6 separate regions of the Homo sapiens genome follow, and all the other regions are linked to region 4. The links are chromatin loops, found by intact Hi-C in ENCODE. Cell type or tissue: PC-3. All regions are shown on one strand. Links, peaks and the distances in the headings refer to the core of each region. The heading gives the core; the rest is flanking DNA. Region 1 overlaps SIPA1L1 (signal induced proliferation associated 1 like 1). Region 2 overlaps SIPA1L1 (signal induced proliferation associated 1 like 1). Region 3 overlaps SIPA1L1 (signal induced proliferation associated 1 like 1). Region 4 has its middle 180 kb from the start of SIPA1L1. Region 5 has its middle 180 kb from the start of RGS6. Region 6 has its middle 77 kb from the start of RGS6.

Region 1 (5,152 bases), core at 368-4,367, 510 kb before region 4:
GACAGACTCGAGTTCAGGAAGTCTGAGGTGACTGATATTTGCTAGGCAGAATACCAAAGAGAAAGAAATATCAGATGAAAGGTTCAGAAATCTGAATAGGGGTCCCTTTGAGTCTTGAGTTGGACAGTAAGCTGCATATGCATATGCATAAATTCCAAAAGCCAAGCAAAGACAAAATATTAGGGAAAGAACAACTACCAACGAATTATAAGCCAAACAATTCCACAGTTCACACTGGGTTGGGAGACATTAATGAGTTCTGAACAGCCACAGTAGACACTTCATTGAATATTCAAGTACTGAGGTGCAAGAAAAGTCATGCCTTAGTAGTAGGGCTAAGTTAGCCAGAGTAAAAGCTACTCTAGGTATGCTTTAACAAAGCTTAAAAATAAGACTCATAAAAATCAAGCTGTTCTGCAACTTCACTGCCTGCCAAAACAAAACTCAACACTTAAAGAAGATAACAAAATTAAGACACTGAACAATGAAACATTTACAATATCCAACATCTTATCAAAAACAACCAGACATGTGAGGAAGTAAAATATATACAAAGGAACCCCATTAAAAAAAGAAACTGAAAATGAGAGAAATGATGAAATTAGCAGATGAACATTTTGAAACAACTATTATAAATGTGTTTAGGGATCTAAAGGACAGCGTGAACCTAAAAAGGTGAGAATAGAAGACATTTAAAAAGATTATCAAATGCAACTTTTGGCCCTGAAATATAATATCTTAAATGGAAATTTCACTGGACGGGATTAACAATGAATTAAGATACCATGGAAGAAAAGAAAAACACAAGGAGCTTTAAGATATATTAATAGAAATTATCCAAACTGAAGCACAGAAGGAAAAAAAAAGGTTAGGGGGAAAAAAAAAAGAACCAGGGCCTCATTAACCTGTGGTACACCAGTGAGTGATATAACATATGTGTAATTGGAGTCTCAGAGAGATGGGAGGTTAAGACAGAAAAAATAAAGAAATAACAGCAGATAGTACTTTAATTTGATAAAAACTACAAACCCATAGATTCAAGTGACATCTACAGTGGGAATGATCCTTGAACATTTGTTCTGAAAAGCACTTTTTTAGAAAAAGAATTATATTCAAAGTTTCTTGACACAACATAAAGTTAGATTAAGTATGGTGAGATTACATCACAGCACACAGAACGAAGTCTTATCTCTAGTAGTGTCCAGCCCAGTAGGAGGCAGCTGAGGTGTACAGAGGCTGGCTGTTGCCTATTTTGGTGGTCTATGATTATTTAATGCAGGTTTAAATGGCATAGTGAATAGACTCTAGTTTTTGCCCCTATTAATAAGCTTGGAGTAAAAGAGATGATTTTGCGTACTGTCTTCTTTGGGGCTTCAGAGTAGGAATACTTCCCTACTTTTCGTTCATTTTAGGAAATGCGACATTTTAAAAGGACAGAAGGATTCTTTGAATCCTTCTCAGGAAATATGCCCTGAAAGGTCAGACATGCCTCATAAAGTTGAACTACTTAAAGGAGAGTAGTTCAGTGAAAAAGAATCTTTCCCTGTTGAAGGTATTATATAATTCCAAAACTACATTAAGAGGCTGTTTGGTAATCCAGGCTCATCCCCCTCTAGCCTTTGCAGTTGTTGGGATAATTGGACAAACTGTGCACAAAGTGCTTATTTTGTGTATTCCACTGCCTTACTACATGTCATGTTGCTTAACGATACCCTAGCTATACATTTCTCACATCACCCTTCATCACAGATAACACACAATCTTATCAACTCCCAGTCTGACCATTCATTTATAGTATCACTGAGCTTATTACACATTCTCTTCCCAGATCCTTTCAATAACTGTTTGTGGTAGTGATAATTTATACAGCACAACAAATGGGGGCAACATGAATGAACTGTACCAGGTGAATATCAGAATAGCTGGATAAAAAGAGTTTAAGGACATACTGAAATTTAACATCTTTATGCAGTTGCAAGCAGAGTACAGAATGTTAAAATAATATTTAAGCAGCTAGGCTATTTATGGGTTTTAATAGTCTCTCTTGCATGTCGTTTCCAAGTTGGCAACAGCAAAACCATGGCAACAGGAAATTCTTCCCTGCAGTGGAGTTTATGAATGCTTTTCTGTTTTCATGACTCAACTCCTTATTTAATTTCCTGTACAGAAAATCAGAGAGATTACTATAGACTGCAATACAGATGTGCTAATCCCAAGACCCTCTCAAAGAAAAACAGGTCACAGGTGTCTATGGATGAATTTAAAGATAAAATTTAAAACTGCTTTCACACAGACACATAGCAAAAGTCAACACACTCTTTGATTAGTCCCAGCTAACCAAAATAGGCATTTGAGAATGTTAACTATTTTACTGACAACTTGGGGACTGGACATGGACAACCTTTTAGGTTCATGCACCATAGTTAAACAGATTGTTTCATTATCATGCTTTTAATCAACACATTTTATGAGCTAAACTAATACCAAAGCTAAAAAGCCTATTTTCTCAGAGATTAAGTAGACTGTGAATAATAATAATAGAAACAAAAACCCTAGATGTAAAAAGAATACAAAAAAACAAAAACAAAGGCTGACTACATAGATAAACATGAAGACTATGAAATGAATTAATGGAAGTCAAAAATTCCAGGCTTACACTCAGACAGTTGTAAGTTTCCGGAGTTTTTAATCACCCTAACATTTGGCTAAATGTAATGAAATTTACACAATGCTCACCCAGGAGCAATTCTGCACGATCTGTGTCACTGCCCCACTCCATGCACACACCTCTGACAACACTATTTTTTTAGAGTCTAATTCTAGCTACTTTGGTTATGATCTTCAACTGTTCTGGTGCTACATCCTCCCTCTCTGGCTTTCTCTCCCCCATCACCAGCAGTGTTCTGCGATAAATGGCAATGTTGCTTTACGGATAATTTAGCAGATGCACAACAGCACAACAGGGGGAAAATAAGCCTAGTAGGAGGGTGTAAGTATTTCTTACTTTTGGTATCAAGCTGTGCTCGATACTTCTCAAATCCTTTGAGCCGAACTCGCTCTCCCAATAGTTGAAGAAATTCTTCAAAGGCTGGGCCAGCTGACTCATTGTTGTACATCTCTTCTTCAGTGCTCTGTCCAGCTTTGCAGTACATGATGCCTACTTTCTGCTGGTAGTTCAGCTGTGAAGGCAGGTAATACGATGCATATAAATATAGGCAGATCCACTTTGTCCCAGTCAAATGCTAAAAGGTCCTATAGGGCACATGCCCAGAAAATAGCTAACACCTTTCTTCTCTTGAAATCCTTCTGTATTTTCCGTCTTTGATCCAAAATTAAGTGGAGCAAGTATCTACGAACTTCATGAACTGAGAAAAGGCCAGAAAAATAAATGAAAATTTCCTGTATGTAAAGATCATGCACCATTAAACAGATCTGTTGGTACTATAGGAAATTTCTGTTAATCAATTACAAAGTACAAAATGAGGTTATTAAAAAATCCTGGTAACTAAAGGCAATTCTTTTTTTATGGTGTCCCCCCTTTTAAAAGGGAGGTCTTTACAAATTTAAAAGCAGAGGTCTACTTTATAAAACATATTTTAAAATAAACTGTTTTGCACTAAAAGGTCCACTAATATTTTTGCAGTTTTTTTTTTGTAAAATTAGAAAAGACTTATCTCCCAATACCCTTTTCCCAATATATTAAATTATAAACCTTGCCTATATCTTTGTTACAGCACTACTATCATCAATACTGTACTTAGAGCAACTTCTCTTTCAAATAGTTTTCCAAAGGATGAGTGTCTGCAGAGAAACTTTAAAAGAGGCCTCACAATGGCAAATCAGCTAATGGCAAATATTTCTTCCTCAAATGCAGTTAAAATGAAGGATTAAGAGATTTACTTATAACATTAATCAAAACATTTATTCATCATTGAAAAGTCCAGTCATTTTGCAAAGAAATTTTAAGGTGTTACTGATCATTTAACAAGCAATGAGTTTTCAACATAAAAATGTGTACTTTGGGCTGGGCACAGTGGCTAATGCCTGTAATCCCAGCACTTTGGGAGGCTGAGGGGGGCAGATCACTTGAACCTAGGAGTTCCAGACAAGCCTGGGCAACATGGCAAAACCCTGTCTCTACAAAATGTACAAAAATTAGCCAGGTGTGGTGGTGCACACTTGTAGTCCCAGCTACTCGGGAGGTTGAGGTTCGAGGATCATTTGAGCCCGGGAGATTGATGTTGCAGTGAGTCATGACTGTACCACATACTCCAGCCTGGGCAACAGAGCAAAACTCTGTCTCAAAAAAAAAAAAAAAAAAAAATTGGACTTTGAATTCTCCAATGACATTGGGACAATTCTTATCACTTAATCCTATTTCCAGAGTGTCATTACAACCACCACATCAGTAAGGTTTTATCTAATAAAAGGGGGAAGAGAAGAGGTGAAATTTTAATAGCTAACATTTATTGAATACCTATCATATGCCAGGCACTACGTGCAGTGTTTAACATACATTAAATTCTTACTCTCACAATAGCCCACAAGGCAAATATTACCCCTGTTTGACAGATGAGCAAAGAGATCAGAGAATGCAAGAGAGAGGAACTAGTACAGTAGGGAGAGACACAAGATCATAAAGAGTCAGTTCTGTGACTCAGCTCCATTAACTATCACCAGAACTCAACCAGGTTTGTCTTTGGACAACCGCTGCAACATATGTCTACAACTTCTTATTTGCAATTCTGAAGTTGAAAGGTAGAAAGCAAATTTAGGCAAACATATTTGGCAGCAAAACTTGACATGGGGCTGACATTAGTACTTTTAATTTATTCATCTTTGTGTGAATATTCATGTTTCCCCTGCATAATTGATTGTGGGGTACTGCCCCAGATCTCACTGGGAATATTACTATATGGGTCATACATTTTATTATCCCTCTAAAATCTGAAAATTCCTCAATTCTGAAACACAGCCAGCCCTGCCACTTTATATTAAGGGACTACGAACCTGAACTACCATTTTCAGCTTTCCAAATCAAATGGTTCAAATCGTGATAACGGAAAATGTCACAGGGGAGAAAACAAATGAACAAACAAAAAAACACCTTTGCTTGCTTTGTCTCCCTCCCCTGCACCCTGCTTAGCTGACA
Region 2 (5,152 bases), core at 467-4,466, 440 kb before region 4:
ACTGAACTCCAGCCTGGGCAACGGAGTGAGATTTGTCTCCAAAAAAAAAAAAAAATAAGTGCTCACTATATAGCAGGCTCTCTCTCAATACTGGGCTAGTGGTTACAAAATTTATGGTAGAAAAACTACTTTGAAAATATAAAAGAAAAAAGGCTCCCTTATAGCCTGTGTACCACTTCTGCAGTCCAGCGCAGGCATGAATTTCTATATCCTGTGGATATGGATACAGTGAGAGAAAAAGTATTTATTGATAATTAACTTTAACTTTTTAAAAATGCTATGGTAGTCATGTCACTTTGAGAACCTTCAGTGGCTCCTCAACTGCCATGCCATTATTTTCTTTTTCTTCTTTTTTTTTTTTTTTTGCTCTGTCACCCAGGCTGGAGTGCAATAGCATGATCTCAGCTCACTGCAACCTCTGCCTCCCAGGTTCAAGCGATTCTCCTGCCTCAGCCACCCGAGTGGCTGGGACTGCAGGTGCCCGCCACCACACCTGGCTAATTTTTATATTTTTAATAGAGACGGGGTTTCACCATGTTGGCCAGGCTGGTCTCAAACTCCTGACCTCGTGATCCAGCTGCCTCGGCTTCCCAAAGTCTGGGATTACAGGCATGAGCTACTGCACCTGGCCCCTGCCATTATTTTCTTATTTAGGCCTGGATTTTAGGCCTGGAATTCAAGAGTAACTGGCACCTGCCCACAAACTGTTTCCTTCTTATATTAACAGAAGGAAACAGGCTTGCCCTAAACAAACCACTGTGCCCTCTTCATAAAGCTCTACCAAGTGACTCAGCCTGCATGAAGAATTCAATATTGACAATTTAAAACTGTAAATTATAAAGAATACCTTGTCTGAGCCCATCATTTTCCACCAGTAGTAGCCAGAAACTGTAAGTCCACCTAGGATTAAATAGCAAGTGTCAAGTCCAGGTTTACATCCAGATTTCCTCATTCCCCTACTCTTACCCTGCCTGTTGCACCATGCTGTCCTTTCAGAGCATGCTTGTTCAATAATCTGTTTCCATCCATTGTAACCAGTTATGTATGCATCAGGCACTGCTCATTATCTCACTAACTCGCTAAAGCAATCTTTAAAGAGCTATTATCTACTGCAGTTTGTACATGAAGACCCAGCAGCTTAGACGAGACTGGGTCACTGCTCGAGAGTCTGATCCCTAAGCCATGTTCCTTGTACCAGGGCACCCTCCTTTCTAAAAATGCTTCCCTTTCTGCTACTTACTGAAATTTCAAGATTCAGTCTACCTGTGGTTCAGCCTTCTCTCCCCAGTGAGACTTTCAGGCTCTTGAGGAAAAGATCTGTCCAATCCTTATCCTGAAAGCACCTAAGCTTAGTACCCTTGAAATGTAATCACTAGAAATAAAAGTTACGTGCTTTCAGCTAAAATAGAATGGAAATTAACTGATAAATTATCAGAACTTCTATTGTAATCTAAAACGTAATCATGGTTATTTCACACATATCTGTGTTGACGGAGAAATGCCAAAAACAAGTCCACATTAGCAAAATTTAATAAAGGTTTCAGCTTCATCTTTCTCTCTTGAAGAGCCTTCACAACAGTAATGAATAAAAAATAGTGGGTTTGACCTTCTCACCCCAATCCACTCATCAAAGGAGCATGAAAAACAGGCATAAAAAGGAGCAAATCTATTAAAAGATTAACAAGAAGTGACACAGAACTGGATAAAACACTGTCACAATGAAGTAACTAAAAGATAAACTAATCCACAATAGAATCGACTATTTAAAATCCCAGCAAATAAACATATTCTCACAGGACAATGGAAGGCAGTGTGGTTAATACAGCATTAAAGGGAGAGACAACTAAAACCAGAAATTTAAAACAATTACCATCAAATTAATGATGGTCAAAATAATTTTTATCTTTTACCCTCAAATAATTTTTCTCCCCACACAAGTCTCTCCTTTGCCCCTTTTCAGTCATTTTTGAACCCGGTTATATGCTTACTGAAAATTTTAATAATTGAAATAGTACAGAAAAAGTGAAAAGTATACGTCTTCTTCTACATGTCCCAATCCCAAGCCCAATGATAGTCACTCATCATAGTATACATATTCTTCCAGGCACTGTGTGTGGGCTGGGGGCACAGACAGTAAGACACTGAATGATAAGGGCAGAGGAGAGAAAGGATCCAGTGCAAGGGACAGTCAGTTCCGCAGCAACTTAAGTATTTACAGAGCCAGAAAAAGAAAGGCAAAGGGGTGGATGATTAAGAGCCAAAGAATCCACTTATGCTCACAAGCAGCAAAGGACCTCCTCCCATTCAAAGCTGATGTAAAAATGCTGGATGAAATGCTTCATATTGGAAACATTTTGAATCCTTTATTTATATCATGGTTCCGAAAATAGAGGCCCTATACAAATAATTCTGGCAACTTGTCAACAGAAATGAAAGCAGGAGCAAACAAAGTATCTTTCTTTAATGCATACCACATCCTTCCAGTTTTTTTTAAAAACTATGCACATATGCAAATATACATACATTTTATGCCTAACTTTCAAATAAAATTATTTTTAATCTAATCCCCTAAACTTAAAAATCTCTGATTTCTAAGTGAGATTTTCCTCACAAATGTATTAACTTGATCATTTAAACTCTTATTAACTAGAAAAAAAATTAATCAAAACGCAAACCAATAAAGTGTTCAAAGATAAAACCTTGTGGCAGGAAGTCTTTTTTTTTTTTTGCCAACCTTTTCATTTTTGTGACAAAGTAAAATAAATCCTCTAACTAGAATGTAAGTTTGATCTTAAAACATAGTCTTGTGTGTCTGCAATAATGCTTATTTTAAAAACTGATCACTTTGCCTATTCAAGACTGTTTATAAGGTGCATATTAGCACGAGTCTTAGCCTCCTTCGCTTAAATCCTCAAGGAGATAGCCTCTCTGTTTTTGCAATGTCAGAATTTCCTAAGTGCAAGATAAATCTCCCTAATTAACAGCCCAATCTCTCCACACTCTTCCCACCATGCTCCCTGAACCCTGAGCTCCAGTCAAAGGGAAAGGAAACCAGTTAAAATTTCTTGAATGCACCGGGTTCTCGTGAGACTTCAGGTGAAGCCAAGTGGTAACTTTTGCTGGAACACAACTCCATTCAATTCTCTTCCTTCCTCCTCCTGTTTTATTCTTATCCACCCTTTACTCCTCTAACTCTTACTCCTCCTTCAAGATTGCACTGGGGTATGTTCTCTTTCAGGAAGTTGTCCACCCCTTCCACTCCCACCCCTACCCCACCTTATTCTTTTTACAGCATCCCTTGGGATTACTACAGGAAATTTATGGTGGTTAAAAATCAAGATTTTTGTTGTAGAAATCAAAATTTCTACTTTAAATAAATCATGATTTCACTATGTGTTATTACCTTCTAACACCAGAACTGCTGCCAAGAAAAAGTGAGGAACTGTCTTTTTGAAACTTTCTGGCATCACTGCAGTTAAAACAAGTTTTAAAGAAAGAATATGTTGAACTAAGAAAAATTCTTTGACAGAACACAAGCACAAGAAAAGGCCCATCTACTGTTCTGAGTATAATAAGCATCAAAGGCATACAAATCAAAACAACACTATACACATTAGGAAAAAGTACTGGAATACCAGTAACCACTGTTAACAGTGACAAAGTTAAAATAGACATGTCGCTAGAGATAATGGATATTGTTTCATTTTAGGGGGAGAAAAAAACCATTGGCAGGTAAGCCAGAAAATATTCATGTTGTTGAGCTCTGCAATCTCTCTTTCGACATTTGGAAATGCATAGTTGTTGAAAGCAGGAGGGATTTTCCTCTGCCCAGCTCTCGGGCATCTTTCCTCCTTCAGCAGGTCCCAGGAGCTCTGCTGGTTTGCCCTTCCTTGTGCAGCTGTAGACATCCACTCTTTCTCTTGAGGTCCCAAACTTTCTCCACATCCTTGGTTCCCAAAAGACAATCAAACAGGACACACTGTGAATGCTCAGTTTTCTGATGCGCCACCCACTGAAATGTAAGTGCTTCAGGCCAGGAACTGCATCTTATTTGATTTTAGGATACTTAGTCCTTAGCAGAGGCTTAATCATAAATGTCAACCACATTTGAATAGGAAAATAGGTGGTAAAACAAACACTGAGACGTGATTTTACAATCTGTAATAATTGTCCAAAGATACTTACTGCAATGCTATTTTATTTTTAATTCGTTTATGTTTTTATCAAAGTAATATACATAGTAGTTAAAGGCAAATAGTACCACAGGCATATAAAGTGGGGGAAACCGATACTGCTTGACTCCATCTTCTTCAGTCCCAAGAACAGCCACAGCCACTTTCAATACATAGCACTGTTTCCCTCACTATTTCCTTATTCCTAAATAACACGCTCATATTGCTACTTTTTAATTTGTCAATCTTACGTAGTAAATGTTGAAGTCCTGTTGTGGAAGATGAGAAATCAGCATGCTTCCATTAAGTGTCTCTCCCATTTCCTTACCCCATTCTATGTACCTATTTATGTTCACATGTGTGTATATTAGTTATATCACATAGCTATATATATTAGGATTTACGTTACTACGGCTATATTTGCTCAGTTGCTTACTTTACTTTTCCCGAACTTAGTAACAGTTTCATTTATTTTCATTTGCTTTATTTCTATATACCTACGCTTAATTTTTCCTACATACAACATAAGAAGCAAAAAAATCTTGTTATTCTTTCCACACAGTCAAAAACAACAGATTCCTATCAATTCCATTTCTCTTCCCTGAAGAACTCTCTCCTAGGGCTCTTCTCATGCCCCAATCTAGCTGCTGATCTCTAGGTCTCCTGAAGAGGTATTCTGGGGAACATCCCACCAATCACCATCCTGACAGTTCCTTTCTTTCTCTCCTGGATGGATCCCACGTCTCCCAGATTTCATTTCTTCTTTTCTTAATTCACTCCCTCACCTGGATGGACCACTACCTTCTTCATTTAGTAACTGCCTAAGAAGGGGTGCATGGGTGGTAAAAGCTTTGAGTCTTAGCATGCCTAGCTTTAAACTGACTGATGGTTGGCTGGGCATAAAATGACAGGTAGTAAAACATTTGCCATTAGAATTTTCAAGGTTGCTATGGTCCGAATATTTGTACCCTCCAACACTC
Region 3 (5,152 bases), core at 743-4,742, 270 kb before region 4:
TATTACTTCAACTTCAAAAATGGGAAAATCCTGAAACATACTGAAGAATTTCTTTGTAAACTCCTAGATAATGAATTTTGGGTAAAAATCAATATGGCTTATTAAAAAATAAATCCCCCCAAGGTAATCTAATTTACTGTTATTGAGGCAACCCTCTTATCAAGGGACCACAAGAATTGTATTTCTTATCTTAAATATTGATTTGATAACCATGAAGACACGAGAAAGGTGTTCTTCCCAGAAAAGCACATCCCAATGGTTCTTTGACCCCAAGTCATAAAAATTATTCTTATTCTTCCTGTCCCTGTAATTCTAAACATAAAATTTCTGCAAAGACAGAGACAAGCAAATGAAATGGCTGAAAAAAAAGGCAAAGAAGTGATGACAAGATGTCAGTGGCACCCATATAATCATTATAACCTTGCAATATATACAGCATATCAGAAATTTTTATAGGTTAGTTATCTTCATTTTTGAGGCTTCTCCATCTCAGCAGAAGTTCATCTTCCCAGTTGCTCAAGCCAAAAACCTACAATTCATTTACATTCTTCTTTCACACCCCACATCCATTCTGTGAAGATCTATAAATTCTACCTCCCAAAGACCATCTTAACTCCTTTACTTCTCTCCATCTCCACTGTCTTCACATTGGTTGAAGCCATTGTTATCTCTCGACGAGACGCTACCCCAGATTCCTCATTAATCTTCTTTCTGCCCATGATCATTTTCCACAGAGTAGTCAGACTGACTTGTTAAAAGGTTAGTAAACTACATCTTACTATTCCCCTGCTTAAAAGCCTCTAACGTGTTCCCATGGCCTCAGATATCAAGAAATGTGAAGAATGTAAAAATTCTGCCCTACATGTGAGATAACAAGTTAGCCTGCCACACAGCTATATAGATGCCTGTGGAAGACATGAGATGCCAGGGTCAGAGATAAAAGACATCATTACAGCAGTAGCAGTAGCCAAAGTATCAGTATTTTTTGGTGCTAGTCCCTTAAGCCTCAATTCCCACCAGGTGACACAAAGAGAACAAGATGACCTCAGCACAACAGCAGGTTGTGTCACAGTAGAGTAACTCCGAGCTTAGTGAACTGAAATATTTTGTAATGGGCAGTAAGCTTGCCTGGCCTTTACCCCAGAAGGGGCATTCTCTTTCTCTTCCAAGGCCATTCACTATACAAATCATCCTTGAAAAGATCATCCAGAAGAAAGACAGTCAATGTACAAACACAAGAGACAAGTGGAGAACTGTCCCCCAACATTAGAGTAGGAGCCAAGTTTCTTGCTATGGTCTATAAGGACCTACATGATTAGTTATTTCTCTTCAATTTCATCTGGAACCTCTGTCTCCCCAGCATACTCACTTTAGCTCCACTGGCCATCTTTGATGCCTTCCAATGAGCCAAGTTCTTTCCTGCCTCAGGTCCTCAGCCTGCACTGGTCCTTTTGTGAAAAATGCTCTTTGCCTAGCTTAGGTGTCACTTCCTCAGAAGGACCTTTCCTGGTCAATCTATCTACTTAAGCAGCTATCCTCACTTGTTATTACCTTTTTACCACTTTGCTCACTCATTCATTTGTGCAATAAGCATTTACTGAGCACCTACTATGTACCAATCATTGTTACCATAGGCACAATAATTACTTTTGATACTTGTTATTTACTGAGTCTTCCTCAAGGTGGAAACCTTGTCTTTTTATTCATCCTTAAATGCCTAGAGCTTAAAATTGTACATTCATTAAAAACTCTGTTGAATGAATGAACTATTACAATACCAAGAACCAAAACATTTGCAGATCGGTATGGGAAAGCAGCATGACACTGCACAAGAAGTATGGAATTGGAGCTAGACGTCCTAAATTCAAACCCCAGAATCATCATTTAATGGTGCCCAAGGAATTCTACTAAGTTCTTTGTAAAATGAAATTCTTTCCTACCTAACTCACAAAATTATTGTTAGGATCAAATAACAGAATTTAAATGGACGGCCTTGCAATGCTAAATGTAATTCAAGGCCTGTAACAAATTAATAGTTAATACATGCCTACTGTTAGGCTGGTCCTAGTACTGAAACTTACAATAAAAATGTATAACTTAAGTGAAATCAGAAAACACCTTGTCCTTTAATAAACTTGAAGGGGAAAAATGGTTCTTCCCCCTAGAACCTTGGGCTCTGTAGCCCAGGCTGGAGTGCAGTGCGGTGGTGCAATCTCTTCTCACTGCAACCTCCACCTCCTGGGTTCAAGCGATTCTCCTACCTCAGCCTCCTGAGTAGCTGGGATTACAGGCGCCTGCCATCAAGTCCAGCTAATTTTTGTATTTTTAGTAGAGACAGGGTTTCACCATGTTGGCCAGGTTGGTCTCGAGCTCCTGACCTCAGATGATCTGCCCACAAAGTGCTGGGATTACAGGTAGGAGCCACGGCACCTGGCCTAGACATGCTTTTAAAATTTTCAGATAAAAGTGAGTTGCCTTTACCTGATCTTGATCCTAAAATACTAAAAGAATGCTTTTTGGTTACCAAAGTTATTTTTAAGCAAGCCAATCCAATGCAAATTTACAAAAAGTTGACTATAGTTACACCCCTGAGTGCCAACCTTCAAAACAGAATTTTTAGCTTTCTGGCAAAAGTCATGAAACTATAAATTTTAAGTATTAATTTACTGACTTTAACTGAAACCAAAACAGTCTCTTCACTGTGATGTGGGTGGGTGGGTGGGTGGGTATGTGTGTGTGTGTGCAGTCAAGGGAAAGTAAGCTTCATCCTACAATAGATATAAAATAGTAGTTTCAGAGGCAAGGCACCAGGTGGCCTACAGGAGGAAATACAGTGATCATACTGAAGTGTTAGCAGAAGACTGGGACTGGCAACCAGACTACAAACCAGACCATCAACTCAGACAAGCTGCACAGCTGGCTTGAGCTCACCCATCCACAAGCTCATTTACTATAACCTCACAATAAAATTACTCAGAATTTAATTTTGAAGGGTACTGCTTCTATGATCTAACACTGAAGTATAAATTGATAAAAAGGATAGCCATTTTAAAAAAGTAGAATGTGAAAACAATATGATTAAGATTTTTTTTTTTTTTTTTTTTTTTTTGAGACAGAGTCTCAGCCTGTCACCTAGGCTGCAGTGCAGTGGTGCAATCTTGGCTTACTGCAACCTCTGCCACCTGGGTTCAAGCGATTCTCCTGCCTCAGCCTCCTGAGTAGCTGGGATTACAGGTGCCTGCCACCACGCCCAGCTAATTTTTTTGTATTTTTAGTAGAGACGGGGTTTCAACATCTTAGCCAGGTTGGTCTTAAACTCCCGACCTCATGATCCACCTGCCTTGGCCTCCCAAAGTGCTGGGATTACAGGCGTGAGCCACCGCGCCAGGCCAAGATTCTTTTTATGTAACATTTTTCAAACTCATTATACATATATGTAAATAACTAATAGGTACACTGTGCTAGCAAAAAGAAGGAATATGAATTGGTACTTCTAAAACTTAAACTCAAAAAGAAAATATTGAGGCAGAGAAGTACATGAAAAGTCTGTTTGGCACTGCTATGAAAGATACCCAGTTTAAGAAGAATGGAGACAGATGATCTACAATGAACATATAAGTGGCATTAATAGGGGCACATATTTCAATATATATAATTATATTCAGAAGCTTTTCATTATTCATGTGAAGGTCTCTCAAAAACGTGCATCTTTACATGTTATTTTAAAGATGGCTACCTATTCCAAATGTGGAGGGAGAGGGGGACAGCGGCAGTTATAAAACTGTTCACACAGTCCTCAATAACCACAAATACTATTATAATAGTAAAAATAAAATCTAGGACATCTAGAAACTTCCTCCTTGATATTAATTTTAAATACCAAATATCTAATTGTCTTCCAATTAAGTAATTTCCCTTATAAATAATAATGATAGTGTCTCCAATATGCCAGGCACATATTCTTTACATCACATAACCAATACAACAATCCTAGGACATGGGCATTATCTCTATTTTAGGAAGGAGTATAATAATCAGTGAAGTTTTAAATCTTACCCAAGGCCAGGAACAGTGACTCATGCCTGTAATCCCAGCACTTTGAGAGGCCAAGGCGGGCAGATCACATAAGGCCAAGAATTCAAGACCAGCCTGGCCAATATGGTGAAACCCTATCTCTACTAAAAATACAAAAATTGGTCAGGTGTGATGGTTCACACCTGTAATCCCACCTACTCAGGAGGCTGAGGCAAGAGAATCACTTGAACCCGGGAGGCGGAGGTTACAGAGAGCTGAGGTTGCACCACTGCACTCCAGCCTGGGAGACAGAGAGAAACCTTGTCTCAAAAAAAAAAAAAAAATTTACCCAAGATAAATTAAGAAGTGGTGGCACTGTTATCTAAACCCAAGACAATCCTATTCCAAATCCTTGCCTTTTTTATACAATGCCATCAATATATTGCCTCTCAATAATAAGTTAATTTTCAGTGTGTTCCCAGCACTATATGAATGAATGAGACTCATTATTTCATCTAATTCCTATAATACTCTTGCAAGGTAATTATTAGCCATATTTTTTTTTTATTTGAGAAAAGACTCCTAACAGTTAAGTAACTTGGCCAACGTCATACAGCTAACTTAATAACGGGACATGCAGGGATCCCACCCTAAGTCGCTTGATACAAAGCCTAAGTTTCTACCATTGTATTATGCAGCCTCCACCTTATATTATTTACAATAATTGTAATTTAGGCATAATTTATAAATTATTAGTTTACTGTTGACAATGCTACATAAAAATGCATGTTACTAACAACAAACTGTTAAAATGCATATTTTATATTTTTTCAGAAAAAAACTGGAAAAACACACAAATAAAAAATCTTATATTTATGAGTGATAAGATTACTGGTAAATTTTTTTATTTCTGTTTTTCTGGTTTTTCCTTAATTATGATATATAACTTACCAAAAGTTAATTTTTTTCTTAGCATTCATTTAACATTTTATATTTTTAGTTATGCCTATCTGCCTTAACTAAATATAACTTTTGCTAAAAAATATTGGGTTAAATGGGAACATTAACTGAGGAAAGTAATATAAAGAAAAATGTTTTAGAGTACACACAAAAAAGCTACATTTCAGGACAGGTATGT
Region 4 (5,152 bases), core at 332-4,331:
ACTGAACTACACACTTAAAAATGGTTACGATGGTAAATGTTGTGTATGTATATTTTACCACAATTTTTAAAAATAAATAAGGAGAAATATTACCCACCTCAGGGTTGTTCTAGGATTAAATGAGTTAATTCACTGGTTCTCTACCAGGGAGCTTTTGTCCCCTCCACTCTGCCCCCCAGGGGACATTTTGTTCCCGGACCAAACTGAGGGTCAGGCTGCTATTTCTCGCCACCTAATAATGAGATGCAGATGAACTGGGGAGGAAGAGAGGTTTTATTTTCTGCAATCGGTTACAGGGAGAAGGCCTGGAAATTATCACCAGACCAATTCAAAATTACAAAGTTTTCCAGAGCTTGTATACCTTCTAAGCTGTATGTCTACATGTAAGTGTGCATTCATTTAAAGACATAAGTGATTAACTTCTTTTAATCTATAACTAAGGTCTCAGTACTGAAGACCTTCCTCTGGGGCCTCAGTAAATTTGCTTAATCTAAATGGGTCCAAGTGGTGAGGTGATTATCCTTGTCTCCTGTTAAATCACGGAGGTTTGGGGAGTTCCTTTAGACCCCCAATAAACTTATTTGTGGAGGCCTGGGGAGTTTCTTCAGACCCCCAGTAAAACTCATCTAATCCTAAAAGGGTCCTGTTAAGAATTCTTTCATTATTTGGTCATGCTTTAAGGCCCAGGAAAGGCCTAGGCAAGATGCTTGGTGGGCTTCTGCTATATTCCAGCCTTTGTATAAGGGCACTAGCTTTTTTTTAGCTTTTAATGTTTAACTTAACCACTTAGTCAGTACTGAAACAGTTGTTATGGAGGCCTGTGTTAGTGAGACCTGGCCTGCCACAATTTGACAAAAGTTGGTTACCACAACTTGTAGAAGGCTGGTTGGTGCTACTGGCATCTGGAGGGTAGAGGCCAGGGATATGATGTATTGTATCCACATCAACACACCAAAGACCTGTCCCACCCAGGATGCCGAAGTTGAGAAGTTCCAGTGTAAAGTACCTGGTGCAGAGGCCAGAGGCAGTGGCTCACGGCTGCAATCCCAGCACTTTGGGAGGCCAAGGCGGGCGGATCATCTGAGGTCAGGAGTTCAAGACCAGCCTGGCCAACATGGCAGAACCCCCTCTACTAAAAAATACAAAAATTAGCCCGGCATGGTGGTGCAGGCCTGTAGTCCCAGCTACTCCGAAGGCTGAGGCAGGAGAATCGCTTGAACCCGGGAGGCAGAGGCTGCAGTGAGCTGAGACTGCATTACTACACACCGGCCTGGGCGACAGTGAGGCTCTGTCTCCAAAAAAAGAAAAAAAAAACTCCCTCGTAATTTCTATCCGTTGTCCTCACTAAGATTGGGTGTGTGCACACATCCCTCACCTGAGCGTGTGTCGGCAGCAGCACTGAGGCCCCTGCACCGAGAGGCTGGCTGCCCGCGATGTCCTCGTAACCCAGGACGCAAACGATCGTTGTGGCATATTAGAACGCCAGACGCTAGGCGTCCTTCGCTGCAGCGCAGTCACCTTGTCGCCATCAGCGGTCCCCTCTGTGCGGATGGAAGCAGGGCAGTTTGCCCTTTGTTCTCTAGAGGCTGCCCTCACCTCGCTGTCCCCTGAGAGGAAAAGGCTGGTGGCCAAAGGCACATCCAGAGCCACCCTTACAGCCCCGCGTGCAGCCTCTTGTGAGAGTCAGTGCACTTGGCACACAGATTCTGCAACACTCCCGATATTTCCACCGGCGATTGTGATGGTAAGGTTTAGGGTGGCAGGGGTCATATTTAACCAGGAGAAAGAACTTACATGTGGCAAATGCGCAGAAGTATAGTCATGCATAGATGTGTGCACGAGAAACGGCCAGTTGCCAGTAGTGTGCAAACTCGTGGCTTAAACAGGTCCCAAGAGCCTTTCATCCATTGATTTGTCCTTCCGTACCTCTCTTTTGGGATGCGTGCATGTCTAGGGGGTCACTTTTCCATTCCCCTGACCCCAGCACCCCACCCTCAGTCTCTCTCCAGCGTCGGCTGAGCTCCTACTGCCATCTTGTGGCCGTTCACGTAAGGTGCACCAGAGAGGCGGAGCCCCTGCTGTCCTTGTCCTAGGACTTGATTTGCAGAGATTTGGGAGGCTTCCTGACTCTGGGGTGCTCATTTCCTTCACAAACAGAAAAAGAAAAGTCACTCCTGGGCACATTGCTGTCATGTGTGAGGCTGGAAGCACTCCCTACGATGGGATTCTCTCAACTGTCCCTATTTGCATCTCTAGTCCTCACGTAGTGCAATTCACTGTGTGAGTGTGTGTGTGTGAGAGAGTGGGTGTGAGTTTGCGTGAGTGTGAGAGTGTGCGTGTGTGTGTGAGAGTATGTGTGTGTGTGAGAGTGAGTGTGCGTGCGTGTGTGTGTGTGTGTGTGTGTCTGTGATTATTGGTAAGGGGAAGGTACAAGAAGCAGGGTAGGCACTGATGCTAGTACTATACTTCAAAGTCCTCAAGGAAGAAGTCTCGTTTTGAGCCAAGGATTTGGGTGTTTCTAGAGAGAGGGAAAACGTGAGCTCCAGAGCTCATGAAAAGCTCCATCACAACAAAGGATTGTCTTGTCTTTTTAGCCACATCCTCCCATTCACATTGCAGCATATTGAGATCTTGGCACTGTCTCCACTCTTTCTTTGGCATATGGCTTTCAATTTGAGCTCCCTGAGGTGAAGAACCATTCAAGTCCACAACCTGCATCTCACACAGGGCTGAGCCTAGGGAAGGTATTAAATGTTTCTTGAATGAGAGAACCTTATCTTCATTCAGATGCTCTGTGGTCAGCATATCCTGTCGATTCTTCTTCCAGAAATCATTTTCCTATCCCTAGCCCCCTCTCTTTATTCCCAGTGTCAATGGAATGCATGCCATGTGCCATTCGGCCACTCAAATTTTCCTTTATGATGAGATGCTCATTCCCCTTGACTGCACAAAGTTAAGTCCCTCCCCAGGGATTTCCCTCCATCCAAAGGAAACTGATTCACCCAAGGTTAAAGCTCCTCCTGGGGGTAGCCCACATCCTATAACTAATCAATGTTGGCGGGGTGGCCCCAGCCCCTGTACCTCAAATCCAGACAACTCTGAAGGACCATCAGAGACCCAGAACTTCCTATGGGATTGGCTGAGGCCTCTGTGGTGACTGCATTGCAGTTCAGCTTCTCCCTCTGGCCAAAGTGCTTCCTTCACTCCTCACAGGTTGAGGGCTATGGTTGCACTGGAGAAAGACAGCAAAAGGCCAAGGGCAGTTACTCTTTGCGAGGACAAAGTGTTGAAGTCCAACAGGCCTCCTTGGTAGCATATAAAGAGATCCTGATCTTCTTCAACCAGAGGGCAGAAGCAGCTGAGGCTCAGAAGTGAATGGAGCTCCAGAGAAGACTGGACTCTCCATTTAGATGAGTCCACTATGCCAAGGCCCCAGCTGGGAGGGAGACTTGAGATGGGAATCATGGCAGCTCTAGAGCTATCTGTGAGATTGGCTGAAGCCTCTGTCATAACTGCATCACAGTTCAACTTGAGGTTCTTGAAACCCCAGGTCCTCCAAACACTGGCCTGCAGATGTGACCCATACCCCTCTGCTTGAAGACAACTCAAAGACTCCTCATGCCTTTCATAACTTATCCCCACCTCCCTGCGTGGCTAAAAGCTACAGTCAAGCCACAACACAACCAGGCCAGGAATGTACTGGGTCCCTTGAGGGAGAAGGAGACTATACATCAAAGACGCTATAGGGCCTAGCCAGCATGTACTGGCAGAAGCAGAGAGGATATTTATGGGGTGGGATCTGGAGGGCACTGAATCTAGAGAAATAGAATATAAAGTTGGATAATAGAGAGTTTATTAATATGAGGACATTCTTCTATGATACAAGATGAATATCCTGCTGATATGGACAGGAGACAGGGAAATACTGGGTAGAAGAGGGCAGTTCCCTGGCAAAGGTCCCACCTTCAAGCCTGGATACCCATGGCCCTAAATGGGAACAGGCATTCCTGTTTTCATGTTCAAAAGTTGCCTTTTAGCCTGCCACACCCGTTTATCCTGTACCCATATAAACCCCAAACCCCCAGCTCCAGGAGTAGATGAGCAGATGAACAGAAGAGCAGCAGAGAAGGAGAGAAGAGAAGGAACATTGGGAGGAGTTCAGCTGGGGACCGCTGGAGAGGAAATCAGCCTCAGGACAGCCAAACTCCAGGAGAAGATCACCTTCCTACTTCATCCCCTTTCCAGCTCCCCATCCATCCCACTGACAGCCACCTCCACCACCCAATAAAACCCCCACATTCACCATCCTCCAAGTCTGTGTGTCACCTGATTCAGGACACTGGACAAGAGCTCAAGATACAGAAAGCTGTCACACTGGCCCTCTGCCCTTGTGAAAAGGCAGAGAGTCTACTAAGCTGTTTAACACTTAAGCCATTGGTGGATGGCAAAGCTAAAAGAGCGCACTGTAACACATGCCCACTTGGGCTTCAGGGGTCACAGGCGCCCACCCCTAGATGCTGCTGTGGGGCCACAGCCCAGAAACACTCGCCCCAGCTCCTGCACCTGCCTGTCTGTGTGCTCCCCCTCCCATAAGGGGTTTGAGCAGCGGCTGTGGCCAAACAGACAAGCCACACCCCTGTTGCACGTCCTGCGAGGGGGGGTCAGAGAACTCTCCCGTGTCACTGTCAAAGCTCCTATATGCAAATATGCTGCTAGGTTGATTCCTAGAAGCTGGGAAAAAGCACTAGCCCATACTAAGTGAAGTAGCACTGTCAGAATTGCCATGGCAAGTGATAGAGAAAGGGACCGAAGGCCCAGAGAAGTGGGCTTGATAAAACAGGCATTTTATATAAGGTGAGAAAACCCACCAGCCAATTACCTTCCATGGGATGGAGGCCTAGAAAGAATACTTTGACTAGTAAAGTGATCAAAAATGTGTTGATGAGAGGGGCACCAGCATTATTGAAGAAGCTCAGTGGTGGCTGTCCTTTGTAGACCAGGGCTGAGAATAGCAGATGCTCTTATAGAACTCGCTTTCCCTATAGCCACGGGATGATGGGGTTTCAAATTAACAGAGGCCAGGAAGCGCGTGGCATCAGAAACCAGGTGTATGTAATTACTGTAATAAGGAACAAGGGGTGGCAGTCACAGC
Region 5 (5,152 bases), core at 594-4,593, 610 kb before region 4:
CTCAGTCTTCAAAGGAGCTGAGATTACAGGCATGCGCCACCATACCCAGCTAATTTTTGTATTTTTAGTAGACATGAGGTTTCACCATGTTGGCCAGGCTGGTCTCGAACTCCTGATCTCAAATGATCCACCCACTTGGGCCTCCCAAAGTGCTGGGATTATAGGTGTGAGTCACTGTGCCCAGCCACACATTTTAAATTAAAAGACAGACCTGGCAACGTGGCTCATATCTGTACTCCCAGCACTTTGGGAGGCCAAGGTGGGAGGATCACTTGAGTCCAGGAGTTCAAGACCAGCCTAGACAACATGGTGAGACCCTGCCTCTATTATTTAAAATAAAAAAAATCAAAAGATTTTTTAATGAAAATAAAAGACAAAATTTAAACAACAAAGTAAATCAAGCTTTTTTAAAAGCTGAAATTTTTATTTGATATTTTGAATTTAGATTAAATCTTAAACATTTTTATAAAAATAGCACTATTTAAATTCTACTGGTCATTTTCTATAGAGTTAACAATATAAAGAATCGACATTTCGCTTCAAACATGTTACCTCTAGCCTTTACATACACACATTTAAGAGGAATACGTATTGTTTAATATCACAAAGCACCCTTCAGCCACCATGCGTACCTGTTGTGAATATCAAAGAACTGAAACCATGAATTAGAACACAAAGAGAAGCAAGAGAAAGGACTCAGTACTATTGAGAAGCAACACTTTGTTGAGCTTTGATGCTGGAAGAAAGTATTTGACAAGTGAATTAATCTGTCTTCCCTCCGCCCTAGGCACTTCTAATATTTAAATCCTTTCCACGTTTCTGAGCAGAAGAGCCTCTAAACTTTCAAGCCGCTCTGGGAGCCTCTAAACTTTCAAGCCACTCTGTCACAGCCACCTTCTGTTTGGAAGACACAGGGTGAAAGATAAGAAAGGCAATTTCAGGCCAGGCTTTGTGGCCCATGCCTGTAATCCCGGCACTTTGGGAGGCCAAGGCAGTCGGATCTCTTAAGACCAGGAGTTCAATACCAGCTTGGCCAACATGATGAAACCCCATTTCTACTAAAAATACAAAAAGTAGCCGGGTGTGGTAGCACGCGCCTGTAGTCCCAGCTACTTGTGGGGCTGAGGCAGGAGGATCGATTGAGCCCAGGAAGTCGAGGCTGCAGGGAATCGTGATTGTGCCACTGCACTCCAGCCGGGGTAACAGAGTGAGACCCTTTCTCTCAAAAAAGGGGGGTGGGGACGAAAAGGCAATTTCTCTGAGGCCTGAACAGTGTTCCTGAGGACAGCATCTGTTTAGGGTTACAGGTGACCCTGTGCCAGCTCTAGGGGCCACATCTCAGTGACAGAAGCGCTAGGCATTCTTTCACACATTGTGCCCCCTGGGGATATGCAGGTCCCATAAGAGGGACACGGTGCCCCTCTTGTCCAGGTTTAAGGGTGGCACTGTGAGGGCCCATTTCTCTGGGATGAGCCTGCCTAGGGCTGGGCTCAGGAGGCAGGAAGACTAGAATGGAATGTGAGAGCTTCCCACGCTCAGAAAGGTGACTGGTGTCTCCAGCTTCTGAGCAGTCCCAGCGATGCGGCAGGGCCTCAGGGGAATAACCGCTTGAACTCAGCAGGGGAGGCGGGCCCAGCCTGTGCAGTGACCTCCACGCCCTGGCTCAACAGGAGGGCATTGAGGACCAGGGGGGTGAGGACGAGGGGTCTGTAAACCAGCCAGTGGCAACCAGAAACCAGAGGCCTCTCCTGCCCGCACCCCGGGACCTTGATAGGACCCCGATAGGACCCCGAGAGGGAAGAAGAGAGCCTCTGTCATGAAAAGAATTGTATTCCAGCCTCGCCAGATTAGATTTGACTTGAAGCAGGAAGAAAGAAATGTGACATTTCTCACCTCATTTTGTTCAAAAAAATCAGAATCCACCACGGAAGTAAATTTGTTTGAGTCGTGGCACGTTTCTCCAGCTCTTCTCTCCTCCACCCCTGGAAGCGAGGGGAGCCCACGGTCTGGGGAAGGGCGGACGTCGGGGCCTTCCCTACCGGACAGCACTGCCGCTTCTGCCATCTGCCTTCCTCCTTCTGCGGACTGTCCCTGCCGGAGGCCCCCAGCGGCCTGGCCTCGCATCAGATCGCCTGAGGGCCTCTCAGGTGTTGGTGGAGGGAGGTCATCTGGGTGGGAGAAGTTTTGCCATCAGCCTGAGGAGAGGACAGTGGGGATTCTGGGCAGAAAACAATGCGAACCATCAACAGAATATACATATATATATATATATATATATATATATATATATATATATATATATAGTTTTTTTTTTTTTTTTTTTTGAGACGGAGTCTCACTTTGTCATCCAGGCTAGAGTGCAGTGGCGCAATCTTGGCTCACTGCAACCTCCACCTTCTGGGTTCAAACAATTCTCCTGCCTCAACCTCCCGGGTAGCTAGGATTACAGGCGCCCACCACCACGCCAGGCTAATTTTTGTATTTTAGTAGAGAGAGAGTTTCGCCATGTTGGCCAGGCTGGTCTTGAACTCCTGACCTCAAGTGATTCACCCGCCTCGGCCTCCAAAGTGCTGGGATTACAGGCATGAGGCACCGCGCCCAGCAACAGAAGTTCTTTTTCCTCCATCTGGCCTTCCAGGTTCAAGCAAAGCCAGTGTCATTTGCCCAGGCCTCTCAGGATTCCTTTTGCTTCCAGAGACTCCCTCTTTACTCCCCACGCCGGGTACCCAGAAAAGTCCTTGAAAGAAATTGTTCTCCTCCTCCCCAGGGGTGGGGGGTACCACTTGGCCAGTGAATGGTTACTCCCAACCTTACCCATGAGCTCAGACACTGACAAGGCTGCAGGTCCTGCTCAAATCAAAATAGGAGCTATCAAATCCCGGGAGGGCCCCTGGCTCTGAGCCCAGTCTTCTTGCCTTCAGGATTTCTCCTGGCACAGAATCAGGAGGGAAACGCGCTCTTTCACTTGAACGCAAGTGAGGACTCGGACAGCAGAGGGAGCCAGCAGCCCGCGGTTGGCGCTGAGGCCCGGCTTCTGAAATCCCATCTGTTCCCAGAGCTTGTTGGCGCCCCCCGTGCAAGTTGGGGCACACAGAAAATACAAGTTTTCTTAAATGAATGCCTCCCAAGGGATCAGAAACAGGGCCCGCTGGGGTTTTCTTACAAATTCGTAACCTGCGTGGCTCTCCCGTGCCAATTAAATAATCAGGAGGAAATACCGCGTTTGTCTATTAAAGCCTGGTGTTGCTTCTCAGAGACTCACGGTGTAATATCAGAGGGAATTTACCTTCCATTGGGATTCTTTTGCCATTAACAATTCTTCCTCTCCGTGGGAACTTGCATGTCGCCTCTTCCCCTCGGCCCTCAGAACGCTTACTCTGTGGGCACACAGGAAAAGGTATGGGGGTCTCTGTGCTGAGCGCCCCAAGTTCCTCGTCTATAGGCAGACATTTTGATAAGCTAATCAGCTCTTTAACCAACTATCTGATAATATCTGATTTTTAAAAAGGCTTTCATAAAGTACTTTGTGCTATAGTAATATTTCCAAAGAGGAGCTGAACCCATTTATTGCAATGAACTAACATTTCGAATGCAATGCTGCTTTTCACCCAGCAACCCACGGCCAGGCCGGGCCTTCTTATTCCTGTTCTTCCGCCGAGGAGTCAGAATTATTTGCACCGCCTGCTCGTGTTCTCCACAGATTTCGTGGGGGCAGGTGCTGTGGGTTTCTGGAGATGAGCACTAACAGCTGTGCCACTCGGGACTTTGAGGAACGCCCAGTCTCCCACCAGCGTTCTCCACGGGGGTATCTGGGTAGTTTTCAAGGCCCCGTGCAGCCCCCACACCTATTTTCTCTGTGGCACCGCGGAGGTCTCAGCCGCACGACTTTCAGCTGGACGCCAGGAGTCTCCACAGAAGAACGTTGATCACTCATGACGTGGGGCGGAGAGATCCACACTGCTGAAGTTTATCAGAGGAGCCAAAGTCTGCCTTTATCTCACTCGGATACTACAGGATGCCTGGGGCTGAAGGATCAGGGAGGGGCAGCGGGGCCAGGAGGGAACCTGGAAGAAGTGAGAGTAGGGGCTTTGGATTAAGCCTGGATTCATAACAGGTGGAATGACACTTCTCAAGGAGGCCTGTTCTGTTTTGTTTTCAAGAGATGGGGTCTCTCTGTGTTGCCCAGGCTAGCACAGTGCTGCAATCACAGCTCACTGCAGCTTTGACCTCCTGGGCTTAAGGGATCCTCCCCCTTCAGCCTCCCAAGTAGCTGGGACTATGGGACTATCGGTGTGAGCCACTACACCTTGCTAGTTGTTGTTTCTTCCCCCCAATCCCCCACCTCACCCCATCCCATAGAGACTGGGGTCTCACTTTGTTGTCCAGGCTGGTCTTGAACTCCTGGCTTCAAGCAATCCACCCTCCTCAGCCTCCCAAAGTGTTGGGATTACAGGCATGAACTACCACACCTGGCCAAGGAGGCTTGTTTAAAATGATGCATCGAGGCCAGGTCATGCCCATAATCCCAACATTTTGGAAGGCCGAGGTGGGTGGATTGCTTGAGCTCAAGAGTTCTAGACCAGCCTGGGCAACATGGCAAAACCCCATCTCTACCTTAGCCAGTTGTGGTGGTTAGCACCTCCCAGCTACTCAGGAGGCTGAGGTGGGAGGATCGCTTCAGCCCAGGAGGTCAAGGCTGCAGTGAGCCAAGATTAGCACCACTGCACTCCAGCCTGGGTGACAGTGAGACCCTGTCTCAAAATATATAAAATGATGCATCCTGGATGGTGGTGACCACAGAGCCTGACCTCAGCCAGTCAGTGTTGTTATCAGGGTCCTCTCAGAGGCGTATGACTCACATTTAGGTCCAACAGCACACTTTGTGATAAATGACAGCATCAGCATTGTTCAAACTACTCAACAGACTGAAACAGTTGGTCAGATCTGTAAGATGAGATTTAACTGAGATACATGTCTTCTTCCCTTTCCATTTTGAATGGAGAAGAAATAACCCCAAAACACCACAGGTGAAAACACCTTAGGTGTTGGGATCGCCTCTGAGCTTATGTGAGACAGGACGCCAAAAAAATGGGGTAATCATAGGCTGCATGCATCCTAAGGATATTGGATCCAGAGTTGGAGGGCCAGTACC
Region 6 (5,152 bases), core at 436-4,435, 720 kb before region 4:
GCTACCCCTGCTCGCTTTTGGTGTCCATTTGAGTGAAATACCTTTTTCCACCCCTTTACTTGAAGTTTATGTGAGTCCGTATGTGTTAGGTGAGTCTCCCGCAGGCAGCAGAGAGTTAGTTGGTGAGTTCTTATCCATTCTGCAGTTCTGTATCTTTCAAGTGGAACATTTAGGCCATTTACAGTCAATGTTAGTATTGAGATGTGAGGTACCATTGCATTCATTGTGCTATTTGTTGCTTGCATACCTCGGTTTTTTTTTTGTTTTTGCTTTTTAACTTGCATTTTTGTTTTATAGGTTCTGTGTGATTTACGCTTTAAAGAGTTTCTGTTTGTATGTGTTTCCAGGATTTGTTTGAAGATTTAGAGCTCCTTTTAGCAGTTCTTATAGTGGTGGCTTGGTAGTGGCGAATTCTCTCAGCATTTGTTTGTCTGAAAAAGACTGCATCTTTCCTTCATATATGTTGCTTAGTTTTGCTGGATACAAAATTCTTGGCTGATAATTGTTTTGTTTGAGGAGGCTGAAGATAGGGCCCCAATCCCTTCTAGCTTTGCAGGGTTTCTGCTGGGAAATCTGCTGTTAATCTGATAGGTTTCCTTTATAGGTTACCTGAGTGTTTTTGTCTCACAGCTCTTAAAATTATTTTCTTTGTCTTAACTTTAGATAACCTGATGACAATATGCCTAGATGATGATCGTTTTGCGATGAATTTCCCAGCTGTTCTTTGTGCTTCTTTTATTTGCATGTCTAGGTCTCTAGCAAGGCCAGGGAAGTTTTCCTCGATTACTCCCCCAAATATGTTTTCAAAACTTTTAGATTTCTCTTCTTCCTCTGGAACACTGATTATTCTTAGGTTTGTTCCCTTAACATAATCCCAGACTTCTTGGAGGCTTTGTTCTTATTTTCTTATTGTTTTTCTTTGTCTTTGTTGGATTGGGTTAATTCCAAGACCTTGTCTTCGAGCTCTGAATTTCTTTTTCTACTTATTCAATTCCATTGCTGAGACTTTCCAGAGCATTTTGGATTTCTATAGGTGTGTCCAATATTTCCTGAAGTTTTGGTTGATTTTCTTTATGCTATCTATTTCCTTGAATATTTCTCCCTTCACTTCTTGCATCGTTTTTTGTATTTCCTTGCATTGGGCTTTGCCTTTCTCTGGTGCGTCCCTGATTGCTTGATAAGTAACCTCCTGAATTGTTTTTCAGGTAAATCAGGGATTTCTTCTTCTTGGTTTGGATCCACTGCTGGTGAGCAAGAGTGATTTTTGGGGGGTGTTAAAGAGCCTTGTTTTGTCATATTACCAGAGTTGGTTTTCTGGTTCCTTCTTATTTGGGTAGGCTCTGTCAGAGAGAAGGTTTAGGGCTGAGGGCTGTTGTTCAGATTCTTTTGTCCCATGGGGTGTTGCCTTGATGTAGTACTCTTCCTCTTTTCCTATGCATGTGGCTTCCTGTGAGCCAAGCTGCAGTGATTGTTATCTCTCTTCTGGGTCTAGCCACTTAGCAAGTCTACCCGGCTCTGGGCTGGTACTGGGGATTGTCTGCACATAGTCCTGTGATGTGAATCATCTATGGGTCTCTCAGTGTGGATACCAGTACCTGTTCCCATGGAGGTGGCAGGGGGTGAAATGGACTCTACGAGGTTGTCAGCTTTGGTGGTTTAATGTTCTATTTTTGTGCTGGTTGGCCTACTGCCAGGAGGTGGTGCTTTCCAGAAAGCATCAGCTGTGGTAGTATTGAGAGAAAATGGCAGTGGGCGGGGCCTTAAAACTCCCAAGAGTATATGCCCTTTGTCTTCAGCTACCAGGGTGCATAGGAAAGGCCCATCAGGTCGGGGCAGGGCTAAGCATGTCTGAGATCAGACTCTCCTTGGGCAGGTCTTGCTGTGGCTGCTGTGGGGTATGGGGGTGATGTTGCAAGGTCAATAGAGTAGTGTACCTAGCAGGATTATGGCTGCCTCTGCTGAGTCATGCAGGTTGTCAGGGAAGCGGGGGAAAGCCAGCAGTCACCAGCTTCACCCAGCTCCCACGCAAACCGAAGGGCCGATCTCACTCTCACCGTGCCCCTTCTAACAGCATTGTTTCTCTGCTCAGTTACACTACTATTGGCTGTTCTGGAAATCAGCAAACCAGTCAAATATGTTGTGTTCAATAGTTCCCTGGGGTTAGCAGACGTGGGCACACCTTAAAAACACAGTCAAGGTTGTCTTCAGCAACCTGTACCAGTCCTTTCTCTCTTCTGGTCCATCTGAAGTAGGTATTTTGTTTACAAATATTTCTCCAGCATCACACTCAGGAAATCTAAGATTAAATAAAAACTAAAAAGATGGTATTTCTGAAACATATTTCCTATAACATGTCCATCAAACAGAGAATGAAGAAATTGGAAGGATGAAAATGGAAGGAGGGATGGGGCATCAGTTGAGACAGAATGGGGGGTGGTACATTTTATGAATCCTCATTCCTACAAAATGAACCGCAAAGGCAGAGGCTTCTGTGTCTCTTGTATCTCCCCACATGCCCATCATGCTTTTTAAAAATCAGGCATTAAGAATTTGGGAATAGAAGGGACATTCATTTATTAAACATCATCTAAAATCAAGAGTCTAATCTTTAAAAACCTTCTTCAGTGGAGGGAGCTCACAGCCCTCTGACATGGGGGGAAGCTTATCTTCAGGCACACAAAATGGCAGAGGCCAGCAGGGGGCAGCAGCACAGCAGGAATATTGAGGCAAGCCTGGGGTATTGGGATGCAGCCAATGAAAAGTTGGCCAACAGGAAAATCATTGTCCTCTGCCCTTGGAAGAGCTTGATTAGAACCTGGAGCTTCACATAATAATCAAGATAAGAAATTTGGTGAAGTTCAATTTTCTTTTAAATTTTTGTCATGAAAAATTTCAAACACACACACACAGAATTAAAGAGAAAAGTATAGTGAACCAATATGTCCATTCCCCAGATTCATCATTATCAACATTCTGCCATACTTCCTCACCTGAACCTATTTTCTTTCTTTCTTTCTTATTTTAGAGACAATTGGAGTTTTAAATTTTAAAGTGTGTGTTCTTTCAAGGTGAGATTTGGTGAGTAGTCAAGCTCTAGTATAGTCCCACACTGCCATGAAGGACGTAAGCTCCTTTTATCCTTCTGCTCTGACACCCTTAGGTTACCTCATGGTGGCAAGATGGCAGCTGCACTTCTGGGAATCACATCCACATCCCAGGCAGAAGGCTGGGTGTAGTGGCTCATGCCTGTAGTCTCAGCACTTTGGGAGACCAAGGCGGGCAGATCACTTGAGATCAGGAGTTCAAGATCAGCCTGGTCAACATGGTGAAATCCTATCTCTACTAAAAATTCAAAAATTAGCTGGGCCTGGTGGTGGGCGTCTGTAATCCCAACTACTCAGGAGTCTGAGGAGGGAAAATCACTTGAACTCGGGAGGCAGAGTTTGCAGTGGGACTCCATCTCAAAAACAAACAAACAAAAAAACAACCATTCCAGGCAAAAAGAAGGAAGACCCAGGTTAAAAGGCAAATGTTAAAAGGCTACTTTCAGCATGAGAGAAAAAGACAGGGTGCTGGGGGAGCAGTAAAATTCAGGGACCACCACATGGAAATTCTAATTCAGCACCAAACAAATGTGAAGCTCAGAGGTAAGATAAGCTTAAAAAGCCACCTATGAAATAGGAGAGAATACTAGGAAGTCCAGCTCAGGAAAAATGCAACTGACATTTGTGTATCACTTCTTATAGCTTGCGATGAGATCAAGACTATACATGTTATCTCATTAAATTTGTCACAGCAACCCAATCGAGTAGGTTAAATAATTTTACAGATGATGAAATGAGACCTCAAGAGACCTCGTAACTTTCTCAAGGCTACAGAGCTGGTAAATAGTGGGTCCAAAATGATCTGCTCCTTATTGTCCTAATTTCCTTATTACTGATTCTTTCAGAGATATAATATGTGTTCCTCATGAAAAAAATCTGTAATCCTCACCATCGAAGGCCACTACTGCATATACTTGATTCCAAACCAGGAGCACAAAGGTGCGCATTCTTCTCGGGTCCATTGCAGTACACTGTTCAGCAAGCTGCAGTCCTAGCTGCGCCTTTAGTACGGGGGAAGCGGGGGTCCTGGATGAGGGTCTGGGCTGGGATGAGAGACCCTCATCCCCCAGCTCAGACACATCTGCTTTAAGAAATGGCTCACGCCTGTAATCCTAGCACTTTGGGAAGCCGAGGCTGGTGGATCATGAGGTCAAGAGATTCAGACCATCCTGGTCTACATGGTGATACCCCGTCTCTACTAAAAATACAAAAAAAATTAGCTGGGCGTGGTGGCGCATGCTTGTAGTCCCAGCTACTCGGGAGGCTGAGGCAGGAAAATTGGTTGAACCCGGGAGGCAGAGGTTACAGTGAGTCAAGATAGCACCACTGCACTCCAGCCTGGTGACAGAGCAAGACTCAGTCTCAAAAAAAAAAAAAAAAAAAGAAAGAAAAAAGAAATGGAGTAAAACTTCCTTGAAGCCACTGCTCTTCCGCTCTTTCCAATAAAAGGAAATGCACGTAGATCCACTGGGCTCAGAGTGACCTCCTGTCAAGGACTTCTAAATTGTCTTCAAAGATGGAAAATATTGCTTTGTACACAGCTCTTGGGATGGATTAATCATGAGCTGAATTTCACATAAAAGCAGAGACAAGAGACTTGATGCAGTCCAACATTCTTCCTTAACTTTTTTATTAAGAAAGTTTTCAAAAGTACACAAAAGAAAAGAGAATAATATAAAAAAACTCAATACACCCATCCTTGGATTCAACAATTATTCACTTTTTGCTCCAGTTGCTTCATGTCTTCCTTTTGGTCAGCCTTCTTTTTTTGTGAATATTTCTTAAAATCCCTGTCATCAGGCCATTTCACCCCAAAGTCCTTCCATATATCTCTCTAATAGACTTTTTATGTATAAACACAAAACCTTTATCACAATCAGTGGTATTAATACTCACTTTATATTCAAATTTTCGGCTGAGCATGGTGGCTCATGCCTGTAATTCCAGCACTTTGGGAGGCCGAGGCAGGTGGATCATTTGAGGTCAGGGGTTCGAGACCAGCCTGGCCAACATGGTGAAACCCCGTCTCTACTAAAAATACAAAAATT

The links. Hi-C counts contacts between places; a loop is a spot of excess contacts. Peaks named below come from ENCODE experiments on the same cell type or tissue, not always from the same donor. Only the 100,000 strongest peaks of a DNase experiment are listed, where the experiment ranks them.
Region 1: a loop joins it to region 4, with 2.3 times the contacts of the local background. A loop is called at or near these places in 2 of 110 quality-filtered maps.
Region 2: it touches region 4 in a loop (2.8-fold over the local background); 3 of 110 quality-filtered maps call a loop at or near these places.
Region 3: a loop joins it to region 4, with 14 times the contacts of the local background. A loop is called at or near these places in 22 of 110 quality-filtered maps.
Region 5: it touches region 4 in a loop (13-fold over the local background); 108 of 110 quality-filtered maps call a loop at or near these places.
Region 6: it touches region 4 in a loop (8-fold over the local background); 39 of 110 quality-filtered maps call a loop at or near these places.

What each region holds. Positions count from the first base shown.
Region 1 is chr14:71,648,362-71,653,513 of GRCh38, reverse strand. SIPA1L1 (signal induced proliferation associated 1 like 1) reads right to left here. Exons shown (of 24, transcript NM_001386936.1): 8 at 3,005-3,179. Among named protein-coding and RNA genes, the nearest start is that of SNORD56B, 250 kb to the right of the region's middle. In PC-3, for the core only: no CTCF peak of the experiment used is centred there; a DNase peak (open chromatin) is centred at 2,073; H3K27ac peaks cover 877 bases.
Region 2 is chr14:71,572,283-71,577,434 of GRCh38, reverse strand. All of the region lies in intron 4 of SIPA1L1 (signal induced proliferation associated 1 like 1), which reads right to left. Among named protein-coding and RNA genes, the nearest start is that of SNORD56B, 180 kb to the right of the region's middle. In PC-3, for the core only: no CTCF peak of the experiment used is centred there; a DNase peak (open chromatin) is centred at 2,244; H3K4me3 peaks cover 299 bases.
Region 3 is chr14:71,401,557-71,406,708 of GRCh38, reverse strand. The region is part of intron 2 of SIPA1L1 (signal induced proliferation associated 1 like 1); the gene reads right to left. Among named protein-coding and RNA genes, the nearest start is that of SNORD56B, 5.8 kb to the right of the region's middle. In PC-3, for the core only: CTCF peaks have their summits at 1,704 and 2,816; no DNase peak of the experiment used is centred there.
Region 4 is chr14:71,136,068-71,141,219 of GRCh38, reverse strand. No RefSeq gene overlaps it. Among named protein-coding and RNA genes, the nearest start is that of SIPA1L1, 180 kb to the left of the region's middle. In PC-3, for the core only: CTCF peaks have their summits at 1,815 and 2,022 (motif pointing left); a DNase peak (open chromatin) is centred at 2,049; H3K4me3 peaks cover 472 bases; H3K27ac peaks cover 1,183 bases.
Region 5 is chr14:71,751,091-71,756,242 of GRCh38, reverse strand. No RefSeq gene overlaps it. Among named protein-coding and RNA genes, the nearest start is that of RGS6, 180 kb to the left of the region's middle. RefSeq lists an enhancer at 1,334-2,248. In PC-3, for the core only: a CTCF peak has its summit at 2,996 (motif pointing right); a DNase peak (open chromatin) is centred at 2,962; H3K4me3 peaks cover 519 bases.
Region 6 is chr14:71,853,147-71,858,298 of GRCh38, reverse strand. No RefSeq gene overlaps it. Among named protein-coding and RNA genes, the nearest start is that of RGS6, 77 kb to the left of the region's middle. RefSeq lists an enhancer at 1,968-2,037. In PC-3, for the core only: CTCF peaks have their summits at 2,482 and 2,684 (motif pointing right); a DNase peak (open chromatin) is centred at 2,708.